Linked DNA regions of Homo sapiens: region 1 is linked to region 2. A link is an interaction called in ENCODE POLR2A ChIA-PET data of the cell type or tissue named here. Cell type or tissue: OCI-LY7. All regions are shown on one strand. Each heading gives the region's core, and the rest is flanking DNA. Links, peaks and the distances in the headings are about the cores only. Region 1 has its middle 34 kb from the start of BCAS1-AS1. Region 2 overlaps BCAS1-AS1 (BCAS1 antisense RNA 1).

Evidence for each region. ChIA-PET counts read pairs that join two places held together with the same protein. Peaks named below come from ENCODE experiments on the same cell type or tissue, not always from the same donor. Only the 100,000 strongest peaks of a DNase experiment are listed, where the experiment ranks them.
Region 1: POLR2A ChIA-PET joins it to region 2 with 6 read pairs; 16 of 35 experiments call an interaction of 5 or more read pairs at or near these places.

The regions. Positions count from the first base shown.
Region 1 is chr20:53,878,365-53,883,743 of GRCh38, forward strand. No RefSeq gene overlaps it. Among named protein-coding and RNA genes, the nearest start is that of BCAS1-AS1, 34 kb to the right of the region's middle. In OCI-LY7, for the core only: no CTCF peak of the experiment used is centred there; no DNase peak of the experiment used is centred there.
Region 2 is chr20:53,928,244-53,933,622 of GRCh38, forward strand. The region is part of intron 1 of BCAS1-AS1 (BCAS1 antisense RNA 1); the gene reads left to right. Among named protein-coding and RNA genes, the nearest start is that of BCAS1-AS1, 15 kb to the left of the region's middle. RefSeq lists an enhancer at 2,730-2,829. In OCI-LY7, for the core only: no CTCF peak of the experiment used is centred there; a DNase peak (open chromatin) is centred at 2,228; H3K4me3 peaks cover 1,738 bases; H3K27ac peaks cover 3,749 bases.

The DNA.
Region 1 (5,379 bases), core at 292-5,291, 50 kb before region 2:
CCTGAAATTAGCAGTGTACTTGGGGAAAATCCACTGATCAAAGAATCATAGAAACGTTTCATCACAAACTTGGTACTGCTGGCAAGGAAAAGTCAAGAACTCTCGGAGTGTAGTTCCATTTGAGAACTAGGAGGGCTTCTGTGAGGAGGTGACATCTGAGCTGAGATGAGAAGGTTGAGATGGTGAAGGGAAGAGGTACAGGGGTGGAGAATGGGGAGAAAATTTCAGGCAGAAGAAACTTCAGAGGCAAAGTCCCCAGTCCCTGGGTAATGGTTAATCATTTACATCTTACTGCTTCCAATATTCTGGTTTCTGATGATTACTATGATTTAACTTCATTTTTTAGCTACCAGTAAAATATTGGTGATAATTTGCATTCTTTACCTCCATATTGGAGGGATGGGAAATGCCTCCAAACCCAGGATTCTAATTAAATTTGGGAGACCACAGAGTTTATGCAGCGTGTGGTTGGATTTTTACATCATCCTTGTTTGTTTTCTTCTCTTTCCAGTCCTTCGACACTGGCTAGTCATTAAAATTTAGAGCTCACCCTAGGTTAAGTGGACAATTTCCTGGAAAACAGCTGGTTGAGCTCCCCCCTGTGCATCGCTGAAATAAACATCCCCTTTGGAAAAAGGCTTCCTTTAATACCTTCCTGCTTAGCATCTTTTTGCAGTCTATATTCCTGTTTTGCATGACTTCTCAGAAAAAATCTAGAATGATAAGTAAAATAATAGGCAAGGTTTATTAAGCACGTCATTGCTTCACACTACCGTCCTGGGAGCTAGGCACTATTATTATCCTGTATTCACAGATGAGGACCCGAGGCTTGGGAAGCTAATGTGTTTCACACCAGTCAATAATGAGCAGAGGCAGGTTTAACACCCAGGACCATGTGACTCAACAACTTGTGCTCTTAACCATTGAGCCACAAGGCCTCCCTGGCCCTAAACGTGAAGGTCTCCTGTCAGTTTCAATTTCCCCAGCTGTTACATGAAGGCATTGCAATTGCACCCAGCATTCTACAGTAGCTGTGCAGAGGGTGGGATTGGTGTTTTCTCTTGTAGAGGGAACCAACTCTATCTTAACCTAAAACTTGGCTGGGCGCTGGGGCTCACGACTGTAATCCCAGCACTTTAGGAGGTGGAGGAGGGTGGATCACCTGAGGTCAGGAGTTTGAGACCAGCCTGACCAACATGGTGAAACCCCATCTCTACTAAAAATACCAAAATTAGCTGGGTGTGGTGGTGCGCGCCTGTAGTCCCAGCTACTCAGGAGGCTGAGGCACAAGAATCGCTTGAACCCAGGAGGCGGAGGTTGCAGTGAGCTGAGATCGCGCCACTGCACTCCAGCCTGGGTGACAGGGCGAGACTCCGTCTCAAAACAGAACAAAACAAAACAAATCTTGTGCTAAAAAAGTTTAATACATGGATGTTGAGTAACTCACAGGTGGAGAAAGGAGTCCTAAGAAACAAAGAAATACAGAGGCAGAGAGGAAGAAGAGAGGAGGAGTAGGGGGGTGGGGAGAGAGAGAGAGAGACAGACAGACAGACAGACAGACATGAGCTAAGGCCTAGCTCCCAGGATGGTTGTGTGAAGCAACAACAAGCTTAATAAACCTTGGCTGTTGTTTTGTTTATTATTCTTCTAGATGTTTTTGTCAAAAGTCCCACATTTCTAGGGAACAGAAATGCTTCTTGAGAACTTTCTGCTGGAAGGGGTGAGCTGCAATTCTGTTTTCTACTCCATGTCACTCTGGTAAAGATTCTCCATCCCTGCAATTAGAGTTTGATGATTTGCCTTGGCCATGGACTCATTCCTTGGCTGAGGGAGAACAGGCTGTCTTCATTAACACTCTGCTGAGATGGCTGACAATGGTTTGTGAGGGTAGATAATCCGCTCAAGTCGCTGTGTAACCCAAAGAACCCGAAATGAATGCTGGGCTTTTCAAACCCAGCCATTACTCTTCCTTCCTCGTGGTCACCTCCTGTAGAAAGGCTGGAAGTGAAACCTAATTCAGTCTCGATTCTGTCTTTTGCTCCCACTTTTGAGAGCTCATCTTTATTCAGAAGGTGCCTGGTACGGTACCAGGCACGTAGTAGGTGCTTAGCCAGCCAATGGTGGGGCAAATAAATGAATAGAAAAGAAAAACACATCCTCACTGTTTAACAATTGCTCCCTTCACCGAAGCTGCCTAAAAGAAGACTTCCTTCTGCTGGGCTTTTTGAGGAGGTCCAACGAATAGCCCTTTCTTCCCTGCCTGGCTTCTTAAGCAGCTGAGCCATAAGATAGAAGAATAAGCCAAAATGTGGGCCTGGCACGGTGGCTGACGCCTGTAATCCCAGCACTTTGGGAGGCCGAGGCAGGTGGATCACCTGAGGTCAGGAGCTCAAGACCAGCCTGACCAACCAGGTCTCTACCACAAATACAAAAATTAGCTGGGGCATGGTGGCGTGTGCCTGTAATCCCAGCTACTTGGGAGGGTGAGACAGGAGAACTGCTTGAACCCAGGAGACGGAGGTTGCAGCGAGCCAAGATCGCACCACTGCACTCCAGCCTGGGTGACACAGAAAGACTCGCCATCACAAAAAAAAAAAAAAAAAAAAAGCCTGGGTGTGGTGGTTCACGCCTTTAATTCCAGCACTTTGGGAGGCCGAGGTGGGTGGATCACGAGGTCAGGAGATCAAGGCCATCCTGGCTAACACGGTGAAACCCCGTGTTTACTAAAAAAAATACAAAAAAATTTAGCTAGGCGTGGTGGCGGGTGCCTGCAGTCCCAGCTACTCAGAAGCAGGAGAATGGCGTGAAACTGGGAGGCGGAGCTTGCGGTGAGCCGAGATCGTGCCACTGCACTCCAGCCTGGCAGACAGAGTGAGACTCTATCTCAGAAAAAAAAAAAAAAAAAAAAGTCAAAATATCACCTTTATTGCTGAAAAGTCTATAAATATGTGTGGGCCACAGGGCTTGCCAGCACTGACCAGAATTAGGCAACCCCTCCAACTCCAACAGGAACAGAGAACACAAGATCCATGGGCAACTCCCTCCTACCCAAATATACAAGGAGCAGGTGGCAGCTCAGCCGCTTTCTTCTTCCCCAATCTACCAGCCAGATCAATCACTCCTCTTGCAGCATGGAGTGGGGAAGGGGCAGAGACAGGCCAGGAGTTTTAGGAGCTGGGCTTTCTTCTGGGGGAAGATGCCTTTCCTCCCAGCCTCCTGACTAGGCCCCTGTGGGCCTAGGGATGTGCAGAAGGGGTGTTGGCCCCAAGCTGATAAGAATCTACTCTGCAAGTCCTGTTCATTCTCTGTGTGGCTATCTACTGATTACTTTTTCACAGCCTGTGACTAAAAAAATTTCCGTTACCTGAGACATGATATTAAAACGCCTGGTTTTGAAAAGTAGGGTTTGTCAAATGACTGTGAAAGTTCTCTTGCAACAGAAAAGTAAAAATCCCTCAGAAAAGCAAGATCTAATAATTCAAAAAGCAAGATATAATAATAATAATTATTATCATTGACTGGGTGACATCCAAAAGTCAGTTTATCCAATGCCAGGAACTGAAATGTCTGGCCCGCCAGGAGAACAGTGGCTGAGCTCCATGATGCTCCTGAGTTTGAACTTTTGCTCTGCACCTTGTCAGCTGTGTAAACTGAGGCTTGTTACATATGTGTGTGTGTGTGTATATATATATATATAATTACAATTTTTCATGTTCGTAGGTCTATGGTAGGTGTATATACTTATGGTGTGCATTAGATGTTTTGATATAGGCATGCAATGTGTAATAATCACATTATGAAAAATGGAGTATCCATCTCCTCAAGCATTTGTCCTTTGTGTTACAAACAATCCAGTTATACTTTTTTAGTTATTTTGAAATGTACAGTTTAACTATTATTGACTATAGTCACCCTGTTGTGTTATCATATACTAGGTCTTATCCATTCTTTCTAACTTTCTTTGTTCTTTGTACACATTAGCCATCCCCACCTTCCCCCACCCTACCACACCACCCCATCCCCTCTCCCCTGCCACCCAACCCCACACTTCCAGCTTCTGGAAACCATCCTTCTCTTATCTCCATGAGTTCAACTATTTTGATTATTAGATCTCACAAATAAGTGAGAATGTGTGATTTTCGTCTTCCTGTGTCTGGCTTATTTCAGTTAATATGATGACCTCCAATTCCATCCACATCGTTGCAAATAACAGGATCTCATTCTTTTTTATGGCTGAATAGTACTCCATTGAGTATATGTACCAAATTTTCTTGATCCATTCATCTGCTGATGGACACTTAGGTTGCTTCCAAATCTTGGCTATTGTGAACACTGCTGCAACAAACATAGGAGTGCAGATACCTCTTTGATGTTCTGATGTGCATTCTTTTGGACATATACCCAGCAGTGGGATTGCTGGGTCATATGGTAGCTCTATTTTTAGTTTTTTGAGGAACCTCCAAACTGTTCTCCATAATGGTTGTACTAAGGTGCATTTCCACCAACAGTGTATGCGGGATCCCGTTTCTCTACATCCTTGCCGGAATTTGTTATTGCCTGTCTTTTGAATATAAGCCATTTTAACTGGGTTGAGTTGAGATCTCATTGCAGTTTTGATTTTCATTTCTCTGATGATCAGTGATGTTAAGCACCTTTTCATATGCCTATTTGCTATTTGTATGTCTTCTTTTAAGGAATATCTAGTCAAACCTTTTGTCCATTTTGAGTGGGTTATTATATCTTTATATTTTTTATTTTTTTTAGACAGGGTCTTACTCTGTCACAGAGGCTGGAGTGTGGTGACTCAATCATGGCTCACTGCAGCCTCAACCTCCTGGGCTCAGGCGATCTTCCCACCTCCCAAGTAGCTGAGACCACAAGCACAAGCACATGCCACCATGCCCAGCTAATTTTTTCTTGAGATGGGGTTTCACCATGTTTCCCAGGCTGGTCTTGAACTCCTGACCTCAAGTGATTCACCTGCCTCAGCCTCCCAAAGTGCTGAGATCAAAGGCGTGAGCCACCTCACCAGGCCAGATTTTTTTCCTACAGAGTTATTTAAGTTTCTTTTATTTTCTGATTATTAATCCCTTGTCAGATGGGTAGTTTGCAAATATTTTCTCCCATTCTGTGGGCTGTCTCTTCACTATGTTGATTGTTTCCTTTGCTGTGCAAAAGTCTTGTAACTTGATATGATACCATTTGTCAAAGCTTGTTACTTAATCCATCTGGACCTTATTTACACAACTATAAAATAGGGATGGTAATAGCATCCATTCCTTAGGCTTTTTAGTGGCGATTAATTGAAGATATATATGCATTTCAAACACACACACACACACTAGTGCCTGGCATATAGTAAGTTCCTAATAAATGTGG
Region 2 (5,379 bases), core at 191-5,190:
AAGCAATCCTCCCATCTCAGCCTCCTGAGTAGCTGGGACTAAGGGCACACACCACTACACCCAGCTAATTTTTTTGTATCTTTTTTTTTTTTTGAAGGAGTTTTTGGTCTTGTTGCCCAGGCTGGAAGCAATGGCGGGATCTCGGCTCACTGCAACTTTTGCCTCCCGGTTTCAAGCAATTCTCCTGCCTCAACCTCCTGAGTAGCTGGGATTACAGGCATGCACCACCAAGCCTGGCTAGTTTTGTTTTTTGTTTTTTGTTTTTTTTTTGAGACGGAGTCTCCCTCTTTCGCCCAGGCCAGACTGCAGTGGCGCGATCTCGGCTCACTGCAAGCTCCGCCTCCTGGGTTCACGCCATTCTCCTGCCTCAGCCTCCAGAGTAGCTGGGACTGCAGGCGCCCGGCTAATTTTTTGTATTTTTAGTAGAGACAGGGTTTCACCATGTTAGCCAGGACGGACTCGATCTCCTGACCTCGTGATCTGCCCGCCTCGGCCTCCCAAAGTGCTGGGATTACAGGTGTGAGCCACCGTGCTCTGCCTAGTTTTGTATTTTTAATAGAGACGGGGTTTCTCCATGTTGGTCAGGCTGGTCTCGAACTCCCAACCTCAGGTTATCCGCCCGCCTCAGCCTTTCAAAGTAGTGGGATTACAGGCGTGAGCCACCGCACCTGGCCTTTTTTTTTTGTATCTTTAGTAGAGATGGGGTTTTGCCATGTTGCCCAGGCTGGTTTCAAACTCCTGAGCTCAAGCAATCTGCCTGCCTTGGTCTCCCAAAGGATGGGATTACAGGCATGAGCCGCCCGTGCCCGGCCTTTGTTTTTCCTATTTATTATCTGACTTTCCCCGCTAGACTGTAAGATCCAGGAGAGCAAGAGCTTTGTCAGCCTCGCTCTCTGTGCAGCTAGACTGTAAGATCCAGGAGAGCAAGAACTTTGTCAGCCTCGCTCTCTGTGCATCTTCAGTTTCTACAACAGCACGTAACATGCAGTAGGTGCTCTCATTAAATCTTGTTGAATGGACACAGGTGTATTGATTTTCTATCATTATGTAGCAAATCACTGCAGAGTTAGTCACTTAAAACAATACCCATTTACTGTCTAACAGTTTGAGACTCTGGGTATAAGTTAGATGGGTCCTTCGCTTTGAGTCTCACTCGGCTGAAATCAACATGTTGGTCAGGGTTGTCATCTCATTTGAGGCCTGGGTCCTCTTCTGAGCCCACTAGTTTTTGACAGAATTCAGTTCCTGGGCAGTTGTAGGACTGAGGGACTCAGCTCCTGGAGCTCCTAGTTGGCCGCTGTGTTGTTCTCTCCACAGCATGGCAGTTTGTCTTGTGTCCCATACAAAGCCATGGGACAACGTCTGCTGCTGCTTCCCTAGTTCCTTTTAAGGGATCACCTGATTAAACCAGGCCTACCCAGGATAAACTTCCTCTTGATCAAATCAGAGTCAACTGACTGGGGACCTTAGATACAACATTCTTTTACCTTTGTCATGTAACTTAATCATAGTAGTGAAAGCTCATCAATTCAAAGGTCCAGCCAATGTTCCAGGTAAGGGGATTATGGATGCCATGTACACCAGGTCAAGGAGGGGACAATCTTGGGGACCACTTTAGAATTCTGCCTAGCACAATGTGAAGCTTTATATCCCTTAGAATACCTTATAGGATTGGTGGTCCTCTGGGAAATGCTTTGAGAAAGGTGCTTTCTCTTCCCCAATTCATCAACCTCATTTCTTAAACTAGAGAGCATATCTGCAGACAGCTCTGGGGGCTGAGCAGGTAAGAAGAGTTCTGTGGGGATTGTGTAAAAGTGAGACTAAGCCCCAGCAAAGGGGAAGGGTCATTTGGTGTCCTATATTTTGTCCGTGATCCCCCAACTTCCAATATTTCAAGAGAACATGGAAATCTGAATTTGCATATGCATTTTTCTGGTGTTTAAATCTTGGAAACAAATTCAAGTTTTAGCAGAATGCGTTGCCCTTTCCCGAAGAAACATGACTGTAGGCTGTACTGGGGAGGTTGCGTTGAAAATTGTTGCTGAAATGATCACTGTCTTTTGAAGGCTACTGCACCCATATCTTTGACTGGAAACTCTTCTCTGAAGTGTCATTTACATTTCTACTTGCTTGCATGGTGGAAATGTTTCTTGAGCTCAGAACAGAAAGTCCACTAACAGTTTCATCATATTTTTACTCCCTCCTCATAGTCACACGTCCTTCCTGGTGGGGTTAAGGGTTTTCACATACACCTGTTCAACCAACCTCAGACCTCAGTGATGTTTATGACTTGTTCTGTCTCTGTCACTTTCCTAACATCCAACTATCATGGGGTGAAAAAAATCGCTCTTAGAAAAGCTGCTTGAAGCCCTCTCTCTCCTGGCAGGAGGGCAGGAGGATGTATTTATGGAGAAAGTTTGCTTTTTCCTTGGAAAATCATGCTAATAGAACTTGAATTACAGAATTTAAAGCCTGTCAGGGAGGAAAGTGACAAATTAACCTACTTGGAAGAGAAATGGAAAAGCAGGTCTTATGAATGATCAGATTCTGTCACTTCCCTGCCCAAAATGCTCTAGCATCTTCCTATCAAGTTCAGGCTAAAATCCAGGTCTTACCATCATGGTTACAAGGTCTTTCTGGTTTCTGACAGCCTGTCCAACATTATCCAAGGGCACACGAGCTCTTTTCAATGTGTCAAATGTGCATTCACCTTAGGGCTTGTACAGTACCTCTTCCTTTTGTCTGGAATGCTTTTCTTCCTCATATTTGCATGATTCACTCCCCAGTCTATGAAACTCTGTGGTCAAATGTCATCTTAAAAGAGCCTTTCCCTGATCAACCCAACTAAATTCACATGCCCTTTTCTCGGTATTACTCCACTTTTTCATTTACTAATAGCATATTCCAGTTTTTGACATCTTATCACTAGTTGTTTGTTTATTGCCTGTTTCCTGTACCAAAATATAAGCTCCTTGAAGGGAAGAACTTTGTTTTGTTCACTTCTTTATTCTAAGAAATTAGAACAGTGCCTTATCCACAGCATAGATTCTCAGTAAATATTTATTCAATGAATGAACGAATGCAAGGATGGATGAACAAATGAATGGTAGGTCTGTTAATCTATCAATAAGAGGTGTTGCATCTCTGCAAAGAGATGTTTTGTTGTACATTTATTTTCTTTTCATAACTGTCTTTATTATCTCCTTGTTTCTAATTTTTCTAGGTTTGATTGCTTTTATTTTTCTAATTTTCTAAAGTGTGTGCTTAGGTCATTGATTTTCTTCCTCTCTTGTTAGCTAATATGTGTATTTAAAGATAAACATTTCCCTATAAGCACAGCTTTAGCTGAATCCTACATTTTGATATGTCAAATAAATATTTTCTAATTTCTACTGTGATTTCTCTTAAATCATGAGCTATTTGGATTGCTTTGCCTCATTTTCAATTATTTAGACATTTTCTTATCCTTAGTTATTGGTTTCTAGCTAATTCCACTGTAGTCAGAGAACATATTGTGTGTTTTTAGCATTTGAAGTTTGTTGAGACCTACTCCATAGTCCAGCATGTGACAACTTTTGTTAAATGTTCCGTGTGCACTTAGAAAAAGAAGAGGTAGTGTGCAGTTATTGGTTGGTTTGTTCTACAAATGTCAGTTAGGCTGAGTGTGTAAATAGTGCTGGTCAAAATTTCTCCATTCTTACTGACTTAAATTATCTTTTTGTTTATCAGTTGCTGATAGAAATAGGTTAAAGCCTACTTCTATAATTGTGGATTTATTTCTCCTTTTAGATCTGGCAGTTTCTGCTTTATGTATATTGAAACTATTCTAGCAGGTACTGTAGATTTAGAATTGCTTTTTCTTGTAGGATTGACCCTTTTTGTTATTATAAGATAATCCTCTTTACCTTTTATATTGTTTCTTTTCTTAAAGTGTATTTCATCTGATACTAGAATAGCTACACTAGCTTTCTTTTGATTAGTATGTTCATGAAATATCTGTTTCTATCTTTATTTTCATCTTTTCTGTGTGCTTATATTAGGTCTTATCTCTTGTAAGAAGATTATATTTGGGTTTTTTTTTAATTTAGCATAAAATCTGTCTTTTAGTTGGAATATTTAGTCTATTTACACTTAAAGTAATTATTAGTATAGTACTATCACAATATTAATATATTACTATTTTAATTAGTTTCAACTTTTACCAGTTCCCCCTTTTCTCCCTTCTGACCTTTTAAATTAATGAGGTCTTTTTTCAATCATTGTGCTTCTCCTATTAGCTTGTTTTTTCTATATTTTTTATTACCTTATAGATTACAATGATAATTCCTGACTTATCAGAGTCTAATAAAATTAGTACATTTGCTAGCTCTCAGGCAATAAAATAATTTGGAACATGTTTAGTACCGTTTTTTTCTTGACTACCTTTTGTGTTATTGCTACCATGTATTTGAACTCTACATATATTTTATTTTATTTTATGTTTTATTTCTTTTTGAGATGGAGGCTTGCTCTGTCGCCCAGGCTGGAGTGCAGTGGCACAATCTTGGCTTGCTGCAACCTCTGCCTCCCGGGTTCAAGTGATTCTCCTGCCTCAGCCTCCCGAGCAGCTGGGATTACAGGCATGCACCACCATGCCTGCCTAATTTTTGTATTTTTAGTAGAAATGGGGTTTCACCATGTTGGCCAGGCTGGTCTCAAACTCCTGACCTGAAGTGATCCACCCACTTTGGCCTCCCAAAGTGCTGGAATTACAGGTGTGAGCCACCACACTTGGCCTTCTATATATTTTTTAAATCCCAGAAGACATTATTATGATCTTTTAATAGAGTTGGTATTCGTTTAGATTTACCGACACATTTGTCCTTCTGTTGCTTTTAATTCTTTCCTATGTTTTTATTCTTCCATCTGAGATCATTTTATTTTTTTCTTAAAGAGTATCTTTTAGTATTTCTTTTAGTAAGGACCTGCTGGTAATATAGAATTTAGTTTTTGTTTATCTGAAAACATAGCAATCTTCAATTTTGATAGCTATTTCTTACTGGGTGTAGAACTATAGGTTGGCAGGGTTTTTTTTAAACCCCTTTTGTTTTTCTTTCTTCTTTTCTTTCTTTTTCTTTTCCATCTTATCTTTTTTTTTTTTTTTTAAGGAGTTTGTCCTCAGACTTTGATTAGTTCTGCTGAATCAGCTGTCAGTCTTATTGTTGCTTTCAATTGAAGTGGAGCACTGCATCTCTCTTTTAGGATGCCTTCGAGGTATTTGTCTAGCTTTCATGTTTGTACTCAGTAGGTAAGATGGTCTGCAACTATGTAGCCATTTTTCCCAAGAGAAATTTCACATATTAAATGGCTTTGGTTTTCCACAGATGATGTTAGAGATAG